2 separate regions of the Mus musculus genome follow, and region 1 is linked to region 2. Evidence: chromatin contacts called from ENCODE POLR2A ChIA-PET data. All regions are on one chromosome and are shown on one strand. The core of a region is the stretch at or near the end of the contact, and the rest is flanking DNA. Distances in the headings are between cores, read along the strand shown. Region 1 holds the start of Rad18 (RAD18 E3 ubiquitin protein ligase). Region 2 holds the start of Thumpd3 (THUMP domain containing 3).

The links. ChIA-PET counts read pairs that join two places held with the same protein, here RNA polymerase II (POLR2A).
Region 1: POLR2A ChIA-PET joins it to region 2 with 12 read pairs in Patski. The contact joins the promoter of Rad18 here to the promoter of Thumpd3 in region 2. POLR2A ChIA-PET finds 5 or more read pairs at or near these places in 3 of 5 experiments (Patski and embryonic stem cell).

What each region holds. Positions count from the first base shown.
Region 1 is chr6:112,693,158-112,698,211 of GRCm38, reverse strand. It overlaps Rad18 (RAD18 E3 ubiquitin protein ligase), which reads left to right and starts at 1,542. Exons shown (of 12, transcript NM_021385.2): 1 at 1,542-1,668; 2 at 4,662-4,743. The coding sequence starts at 1,618. Gm35824 (a long non-coding RNA gene) reads right to left here and starts at 1,544. Exons shown (of 2, transcript XR_377964.4): 1 at 1-1,544.
Region 2 is chr6:113,042,915-113,047,932 of GRCm38, reverse strand. It overlaps Thumpd3 (THUMP domain containing 3), which reads right to left and starts at 1,631. Exons shown (of 10, transcript NM_008188.3): 1 at 1,543-1,631; 2 at 229-518. The coding sequence starts at 486. It overlaps Gm43868 (predicted gene, 43868), which reads left to right and starts at 1,762. Exons shown (of 1, transcript NR_164179.1): 1 at 1,762-3,898.

The DNA of each region.
Region 1 (5,054 bases), core at 293-2,792, 350 kb after region 2:
AACCTAGAGTTCATGTGAGTACTCTCCCCTGATGGGTTGGTACAAATCCACCTTGCATCTAATCTGCCATTTACCTCCTGGCTGCCGACTTGCTAGATTCAGTGTCTGAATCCTCTTGCTGTTCTGACACTGGGTTCCGTATCTGCATGCGGAAAGAACTGTCTTGACCAGACAGACTCTTATGAGACGATTCTGTGGTAGTTTATATGCTCAAAAGCCCAACATCCTGAGTTCAAGCCCTGCTTCTACTTAGCTGCAGAATGCTCTGCACCAATTACCCATTTTTCTTTCCTTTGAATAATGAGTAAACCAAGTAAGTGCATGATGCAAAAACAAAACAAAACAAAACAACCCAAAGCCACAGGAGTGCTTTGAATACAGGTGGTCTAATATGTGTTAGCTATTACTGTAATAAGTAAACTATCACCTAAATGTTGTTTGTGTTGGTGTTGCACAGTTCATCTGTGACTGTAGGCTAGGAAAAATTAATTGGCTCAGATTACAGGGATTATTTTATGATAAAAACTCAAAAGAATGAATTCCTAACCTGCTGGGTTTTAGTCTTCACACCTGTAAAGTGTCTGTAACAGCCACATCTCTCCCCCTACTTTCCAGGAGAGCTCACATGCCTGGTCCATTGTAAGTCTTCAAAACATACATGTTGAATCGGTGAATGTGTGGGCCACCGGGGTATCAGTGATACCGCAAGCTTCGGGATTCTGTCTTGCGAGTCATCTGGACCAACTTGTGGCCCCTGAGACCTAGTACAGCGGAGGCCCACAGAAGGCAGAAGATGAGTGCTGAACTGAGTAGCCAGGCTGGCTGTGTGTTGGTCAGCGTTCCACATCCAGATAATGGAGCTCTGGTTAAATGAGCCTAAAAGGAACCTTTCTGGAGACAGGTCCGGGAGATAAGGCGTCACCTGGGAGATGGAAGAGGGTGAGGAGCCTCTCAAGTAGATGGAGTAATTTGATAAAAAAGAATGTGGGTTCCTGTTAAACTGATTTAATAACACTCTTTGCTAACACTGGTCCTTTTATACATGGGGACTATCTGAGAACTAAGTGCCAATATTAGCCGTGGTTACCTTTGAAGAACAGAGGCTCTATGTGGCTCTCGTGGATGCTTACAGAAAGAGGAGTTGAGACAGAAGTGTAACTTTAGATATTTTCAAGGAGCAAGACAGATCTCTAAAGCAACCAGAGATTACTACCTGAAGAGGGAAGACCTGAGCCTAGATCTTGAACTCTCTACCAAGGCTTAGGCTTCATTTGGTTTCTTTTTCCTAATATTCAATCACCTTCCGGAATCTTTTGTTTATTCATTTTATAAGACAGATTAAAGCTGCTTTTAATCTTTCACTTATCTTCTTGTCTCTCGGGATCCAAGAGGTCCAAACGCCTGCATCGCTCCAGGCTACGCCCTGGAATGTCTCACTTTTTCCCCTTCGGTCTTCCGAAGCCGCTAACGTCCAACGCACAAGAACTACAGCTCCCAGCATGCCGTGCGCTCGCCGCGAGCGCGCCGCACGTAGCTGACGTACGGTGTAGCGCGGGGAATTTCGAGTAGAGGAGCTGCGTGGCGGGCCGGTAGCTGGCGGTCTCATCAGGTGCGGCCATGGAGGTCCTGGCCGAGCCGCGATGGCCTCCGGGGTTGGCGGTGATGAAGGTGAGTGTCGGGGGAAGGCCGGGGCGCGGACGTCGTCGGTGCGAACAGGCACCCCGGTCCGCGCGCCGCCGCCTCGGCCCTAACCTGGCCTCGCGACGCCGGTCCTCAGTTTCCAACCCCCGAGACGGTCCGGGAACGCGCCGCGGCCCTGCGCAGTCAGCCTTAGGTCGCCGCCCTAACGAACCGGATGTTTTGGGTTTCTGTCACTATCACCGCGTCTCCCCGTAAAGTAGTGTCAACGATGGTGACATCACATCCTACGAGGACTCCTGTGTTAACAGTGACACCACTCGTGATTTGTGTGGACGTTGCATCGGATGACATTTTATAATCAAGCAGTATAGCAGAGGGTCCGCTTATCATGGTTTTCCATTTCTGGCTGTGGTCCAGAAGTCCTCCACGTTCTTAACACACTGCATCCGGCTTCCCTGCCTAATGTGCCCTCCATGACTCAATAATGACGCATCTCTCTTTATTTAACTTTTATTTATTTTATTAATTTAGGAGACGAGGTCATACCCTGTAGCCCCTGGCTCACATCTTTTTAAAAGAGAGACCAGGACCTAGACCCAGCGCTTAGCCTTTCCTTTTAAGGAATTATTGCATACTGAATTATCTCCCTTAAATAACATTTAGTAGGATGTGTTGTTTGTTTGTTTGATTGTTTTTGAGACAGGGTTTCTTTGTGTAGCCTTGCTCTTGTAGGACCAGGCTGGCCTTGAACTCAGCGAGATCTGCTTGTCTGCCTCTGCCTCCCAAGTGCTGGGATTAAAGATGTGTGCCACCTCTGCCCATCCGGTGGATGTTTTTTGTTTTGATGTTTGTTTTCTACCAAGATTGGGTAGCCCTCCTGCCTCTGTCTGCTGAGTGCAGCAGGCTTACGTTGTATCTGTTATAACCTAGACGGTTTCCCTATGACAGTTGGTTATTCTTTGCTTTTATAATTGTTGTTTTTTGAGACAGGGGTTTTTTTGGATATCCTTGGCTGTCCCGTAACTAGCTCTGTCCTCTGAGTGCAGGCTTTTTCCTTCTGTTCTTACAAACAATGCATCTATTACAACCTGAACATTTCCCTTCCACAACTGATTATTGTTTGTTTTATTTTGTGTGTGTGTGTTGTTTTTTGAGACAGGCCTCCTTTGTTGAATCCCTGCCTATCCCAGAACTAGCTCTGTAGACCAGGCTAGCCTAGAACTCACAGACCTCAATGCCTCTGCCTTCCAAGTGCTGGGATTAAAGGCATGTGCCACCACTGCCCAGCACAAGCAGGTTTTTATAGCTATGTAATGTTTCATATGGACTGTAAATGACAACTTTTTGGTTTGTGTTTGGCTTTATGACGGGCTCCTTATGTAGTAGTGCAGGTAGGCTTGAAGCTTGGATACTCCTGCTCCTGCCACTGAAGTGTTAAGATTAAAAGTAGGTACTCCCTTGGTTGTATTTGCTTATATTTACATTAATTATTCTAAAGAATTATTTATTTTATTTTTCGCATTGAGTGCTTTACCTACTTGTATGTATATGCACTGCATACATGCCTGGTGCCCATGGAGGTCAGAGACGACGTCCTCTCGCCTGGAGCTGGAGTCCTGGATGGCTGGGAGCCGTGTGTGGGCACGGGGAATCCAGCACAGGTCCCCTTAACTGCTGAGCCATCTCTTCAGCCTCCACAGTGTTTTAAGTAACAGATTCATACAGTTCAAGAAATACATAAAATAAAAACGATCTCCTTTCCGCCATGTCCCTCATTGCCCAGTCCCCTCATCTTAGTAACTCTGATGATCACTTTGTCGCATCCTTTCAGAAGTTTCTTTATATATGGAATATAGTCTACTTTGTTGGTGTCGGTGGGGTGGTTTTTTTTTTTTTTTTTTTTTTTTTTTTTTTTTTTTTTTAAAGAGCAGCGTCTCACTCTGTAGCTCTGGCTGCCCTGAAACTATGTAGATCAGGTTGGTCTTGAACTCACAGAGATCCTTCTGCCTCTGCCTCCTAAGTGCAGAGAAGCCTGTGTCACTATCTTTGGCCTACTCTACATGTTAAATCATCTCTCTGTGTGTGTCAGGATGCTAGCCAGGGTCACTTCCATGCCAGACAAGGACACTGCCACCTCCCTAGCTCCCCACACTTCCATTTCTTGAGAATAAAGCACCCCACTGTCATTGCTATCAGTCCCTTTCTTAAACAAATTAAAGGATTTTAAGTTGCAAGAACCAATCTGGTTCTGCTGAGCTTGTTGTCCAAGTGGACACTGGCTTTCGAAGGCTTTCTCATTGGCTGCACTGTGCCTATAGAAAGTACCAGACTACCATGAGGAGGGTGGGTATGTCAGCCTTGGCTTGAAACAGGCCCAGTATTGTGTGCTTACCTGGGATGTTAGTCTCCTCATTGCGAAATAGAGATTTTAATCGGATAGTTTAGTATTTATCTATTTTATTTATTTTTGTTTGAGATAAGGTCTCATTATATAGCCACATCTCGATTTGCACTCAATCCTACCTCAGCGTCCGAATGCTGGTATCACAGGTGCATCGACCGACCCCACTAGAGACTCTTTAAGTCTTTGGCTTTATTAGTCTTTTGTCCTGGCTGGTTTTGTCTCAACTTGACACAGGCTAGAGTCATCAGAGAGAAAGGTGGTTGAAATCTTCCACCGAGTGGTGACTCTGTGCCAGAGGATGGGTCTGAAAGAAGAGCAGGGATGAAGGAGAAGAGCAGGGATGCAGGAGCCCTTTGTGAAGGGCTAACAGTGTGGCCCAGGAGCCTGCAGCTCCACCTGTCCACAAAGCAAGTAGGATAACCTGAAACTTAATATTCAGGGGGAAGCTTTTCTCAGTCATGATCCTTTGTTATTTGTCTATAGTCAGATTTTGAATATGTATCACTCACAAATAAGTGTTATGTAATTCATTTTGGGGACTAGAGGGAAAATTGTTTGCCAGGCATTGAGTGTGCTGTTGATGTCCTGCTGATACACATGTGCTTTTGCATTGCAGACAATAGATGACTTGCTGCGCTGTGGGATTTGCTTTGAGTATTTCAACATTGCAGTGATAATCCCCCAGTGCTCTCACAACTGTAAGTACCCTTTGTTTTTCTTAGTAAAAGCACAACGTAGTTTTCCTTGATGGTGAAGGAAATACTGTTCACATAGTCATTTTCCATTTTTCGTTCCTTTGCCGTGCACTTTCAAGGTCTATGCCGTCACCTTTTCCTGAATATGGCAATTGTGTTTCTTACAAGGTTCTTAGATTTTCTGCTACGTCCCCCTTGGATATTTTTACATGTCTTTTGCAGAGTTTATGGTAGTAAAGATTTTGGTAAAGTATATGCATATTTGCTGAACACTTTAATATATTAAGCTTCAGGATATTTTTAGCAGGATGACA
Region 2 (5,018 bases), core at 382-2,881:
ACCATATTAAACTAACGCTAAAATGTACTAAACTGAATATACATTACAAAGACATTATAAACAGCAACATAGTAAACTAGTCAATTTCATAAATTAGTACACAACAGAAAATGCAGCTACTTTAAGCAGAACAGAGTAAAGGATTCCCAAGGGGGGGAGGGGTGTCTATAAACCAGAAAAATAATCATAAAATAACCAAGACTAATTTAAATACTGTTTTGTTCAAACCTGAGCCAGACTTTCCACTGCAATATCAAAATAGATCTTTCCGCGGTCTTTGCTGATTCTGCAGGCCGACTTCAGTTTCTCTCTCACTTCCCCCGCAGCCGTTTGTTCAAAGCCAGTGGGTACAGTGGCTCCAATAGTGACTTGGAGATGCTCCGACTCACTTCTGACGCCGCTTTCTACCAGCGACACAGGCTCTTTGTTGCCATCAAGGTTCATACCCAGGCACTCTCTGGTAGCTTCTTGAGTGTCACAAGACATGATGGAGATGTTTCTAAAAGGACCAACAGTCTCTAGAGGCAATACAGGGAAGAAAAAGGGAAACAATGCCATCTCTTTTTGTATTTCAATGTACCTATCGAGTTAAAACTGTAGTATAAATAAGGGCACGGATTACAGGCAGTGAAACGTGACTAAACAAGCAATATGCAGGCTCATCAGGAGAAAAGACAAGAGTGTTTCCACTGCATGCAGTGCTTGGCTTAGGCTCATCTGTGTTGGTAAGCACCATCTTACATTTGCTAACATGAATAGAGAAGCTCCTCTGTTGCTCTTTCAGCTTAGCACTTCAGGATGTGAGGCTGTAGTGGTTCAGAGTTAAAAATTCTTGCTTCCCACACTCGCGGGTCCAGGAAGCAAGTTACTCCTGCCTAGTTTCGAACTGGAAACTAAATATATCTCTCTTTCCCAAAGACAGAAGATTTTAACGAGAACAACACAATTCTGGACTAATGATCAAAACTTTTAATGTATGGGTGAGGTATCTACTTTCCGCCATGTAGACAAGTGGGCAGTGAATTTATTAAAGATTAACTCAACTTCCACTATCTAAACAATTACAAATATCTGAAAGCCTACTATGTGGTGACGCCGAGATCCAATGACGCGCATGCTGGGGACACCTTGGAAATGTCTGAAGCTAGTAATACAGACGTCCTGTGGGAGTGTTTGTGGAGGTTGAAGGGGCTGGAGTGGTGTTACCGTGATGGAGGGCCCACACCTCCCACCAGCTTTTCAAAAGCGCCGTGGCTTAAGCTAACATCTTCCTTGTCCCTAATGCTGTGCCAACCAAGAACAGGCCACAGAGGTGAACGCGGTTCCACCGTGTCACCGTTCGCCACTGTGAACACAACTCCTACGGACAGTGTGGAGAGCAGAAGGGCTGTTCGGACCGAAGGGCAGTGGCTCTCTCACTCCCACCCTCTGCGAAGCCCAGCGAGAGTCCAGACGCTCAGCCCCAGCACCGACCTATACGAAGCCACCGCCGTCTTCCCCTGCGTCCCACCCACCCGGCCACTCCCAGCCGCGGCCAGTTACCGGCAGCAAGCACAGACCCTTCCGGTCTCCGCACCGCGAGCACGCCGCCGGAAGCCGAGGTGCCAGCCCGGAAACGGAAGTCAGGCCTCGGAGGGCACGGTGCTCCCACGCTCCGGGGTAGGCGGGGGAGTGTGCGCGGAGAGCTGTGCGCAGTTGGGTGCACTCTGACCCGGAAGAGGAAGAACGGCCGGTAGGCCGGTCACCTGCCCGGAGGGAACCACTGCGGAGGGCGCTCTCCTAGCGAGCGGATGCTCGGTTGTTCTACTTCCTCTGCCCTCAGTGTCGAGCACTGGGGTGAGACTGGGACTTGATTCCAGTCTTAAAGCCAGAGAAACCGAGGCTAAAGAGATTCTTCTCCCCCATTCCCGTCTTGCACAACACTCTTTACTTGGAATTTCTTTTTGAGATTGGAGTCTCACTATGTAGCCCTGACTGGCCTGCTCGTTTTGTCGATCGTTCTGTCCTGGAAATCACAGATATCCGCTGTCTCTGCCTCCGGGATGCTAGGACTACAGGTGTGCGCCACCATACCCGGCTTGGATTCTGCAGGGACCGGCAAGCTGTGCTGTAACTAGAGTATAGCCCCTAGCCTAGCCTGCGGTTTTCAGATCATGTTTCTCTATATATGCCAAAGGTTACATTTCCTATATTTTAGTTACATGTATTTCCTGTGTGTGTGGAGGGAGCTTGTGTGCCACACCTGAGGTCAGAGGACAACTTGGCAGAAGTTGCTTCTCTTCCACCACGTGGGTTCCAGTGATCCAGCTCAGCTAATCAGGATGGGTAGCAAGAGCCTTTACCCTCTAAGACGTCTCACCAGCCCCAAATGTAACATTTTAAAAGAGGAAACTTAGAACTCAACAGAAAGAGACAGCCGGATTTTGGGGGGGGGGGGGGAGCGATGGTGGAGAGATGGCTCAGTGATTAAGGCTTGCTTTTCCAGAGAATTCAAATTTGGTACCCAGCACCCACCCACCTCTGGCCGCTCTCAATACCTGTAACTTCAGGGGCTCTGACAGCCAAGTCTGGCTCCAAGGGCATTATGACACTGCATTGCAATCTCTCTCTCTGCCTCTCCCCTCATCCTCACCAATAAATAAATAAATAAATAATAAAAATTGTTTAAAGTTTCAGTGGTGGCAGCAGCAGCTGAGGCATGGAGCCACACTGTCCTTGTCAGCACGGACAATGAGAAAGGTAAAAACCGGATCCTTGCCTTGGATGCATCAAAGAGTTTAGGAGCAGCCAGTATCGTAGAAAGCGGCGTTGTAGTTTAGTAAAAAATAAAAAAGGGGTCTGACAAACGGCCCAGCATGTAAAAGGTGTCTGCCATCAAGCCTGGCCATCTGCATTCTATCCCCAGGACCCACACTGTGGAAGGAGAGAACAAACTCCATGGGTTGCCCCCTGACTTCCACAAGTGTACCGTGAGATCCTCACCTCCATAAATAAATGTTTGGGAGGTGGGGCAGATGGTGGGGCTTACCATCTTTAATCCCCGCACTTGGGAGGCAAGGGCAGTTGAGTCTCTGAGTTTGAGGCCAGCCTGGTCTACAGAATGAGTTCCAGGACAGCCAAGGCTGTCTTAAACAAAAAACAAAAAAACAAAACAAAAAAAGCACCTGAAAGTGTAGCCCTCTCAAAACAGCAAACTTTATTAAAGACAGTGTTAGCATAGATTTTAAGCCTAGAAATTCAGAATAACAACTCTTAGTGGCTCTGAAATTACATCTCAAATGGAAAAGAAAGCTTTATTCCTTCTTTATTTTTCATAAATGAGATTATAGGATGTTTCAGAAGTACCTTGGATGGGATTACACTCTAATAAAACCGGAAGCCACTAGGGTTGTACAAAGGGGTTAGGACATGCCCTTTACTAAATGGAGTTTCTGATGAGAGTTCTAGAAAATTATAGGTTCTGAGATGAGAAAGGAGAAAGGCCTCAAGCAGTTGCTAAGTGTTTTGGAATCTGTGATTCTCAGCTGTTGAGAGAGCGGCTCCTTTTGCTTCTCAGGTCCTTGTAATTTCTCCTTTCTATCCTGCTTTACAAAGGACTTGCATCAGAGCTTTTGGAAAAGGTACATGAAAGACCAATATAAGTACATGAAGTACATGGTCACTATCACCAATCATTAGGGAAATGTACACTAACACTAACTTTATGATAACTATTCAAATGGCAAGTTTGAAAAGCAAAAATCATCTCTTATAGGAAGGATGTGGAGCAATGAAATCTTGCTGCTGTCGATGCAAAATGTGACAGCCACGTTAGAATTCAGTTTAGCTTTTCTGAAAGAGGCGTAACATAGATCCACCATATTACCTATTCTACCAGCAAGCATATTATACTCAGAAGAGAAAACATTCAAACAAGTTGTTCACAAACACTGCATATAGCCTCCAACTAGAAACAACCTGAAATCCATGTGGTATTTGCACAACAGGTTAATATTTAGTCTTTAAAAAGTTCTGTTGAAACTTTTATTTTGTGGTGCCTGATTGCAAACCCAGTGTTTTACATGTGCTAGGTAAGAACTCTACCATAAGCTACCTCATAAAAAGTACTGAAGTACAGGTACATGCTACAACACGGTCAAACTTGGATGCCATGTTAACTGAAAGAAGCCAGATGCAAAAGACCACATATAGGCTGGGGATATAGCTCAGTGATAGTGCCCTTTTAATCTTACCATGTGAGAGGCCATAGGTCCAGTCCCCAATGACGGGGGGGGGGGGGGGGGGAGGGAGGGAGAGAACACAAACACACAGAAAACCACAGGTTACAATTCCATCTATATTCAGTGTCTAGGAAAGGTCAATATATAGAGTCAGAAAACAGGATTGCTTAGGGTTAGAAGGAATTGGGGTGATGGGTAATGTTTCAGAAGATGTGAAAGTTCTGTAGTTAGGTAGTGATGATAAGTTACACACCACTGTAAATGTACTAAGAGACACTGAATTATACACTTTAATAAGACTGCAAGTTTTATGTGAATTTTATCTTGGTGGAGGAAGCTTTGGATCTTATGGGAGATTCATTTACAGCTTCTTCTGCAAAATCATCCTTCCCTCCTAGAATTGTTGGGAGGCAGTAGCTGGTGAAGTGGCTCAGCATGTGGGGGTCGTAGCCACCAAGCCTGATGATCTGGGCTTGTATGGCATGGGGAGAGAACCAACTTCCACAGGTGGTCCTCTGATCTCCAGTGCTGATGGAGCTATGACATGTGTGGGCATGTGTACACACACAAAATAGTGAAAAAATCAATGTAAATAAGATTATTCAATTATCAAATATTAGTCTATGTAAAAGGCTTTTATGTTTATTTTTTCTAAAAATGTATTCATTTGCTTATTCATTTTTATCTTAGGATTATAAAAGGCTTTCAATAGGTTGTGAAGCTAGAGCTCCTCACTCCCTAATTGTGGAGATAAGTGGCCAGGTCATAGAGACAACTCAGCACTAACAGAGATCTTTG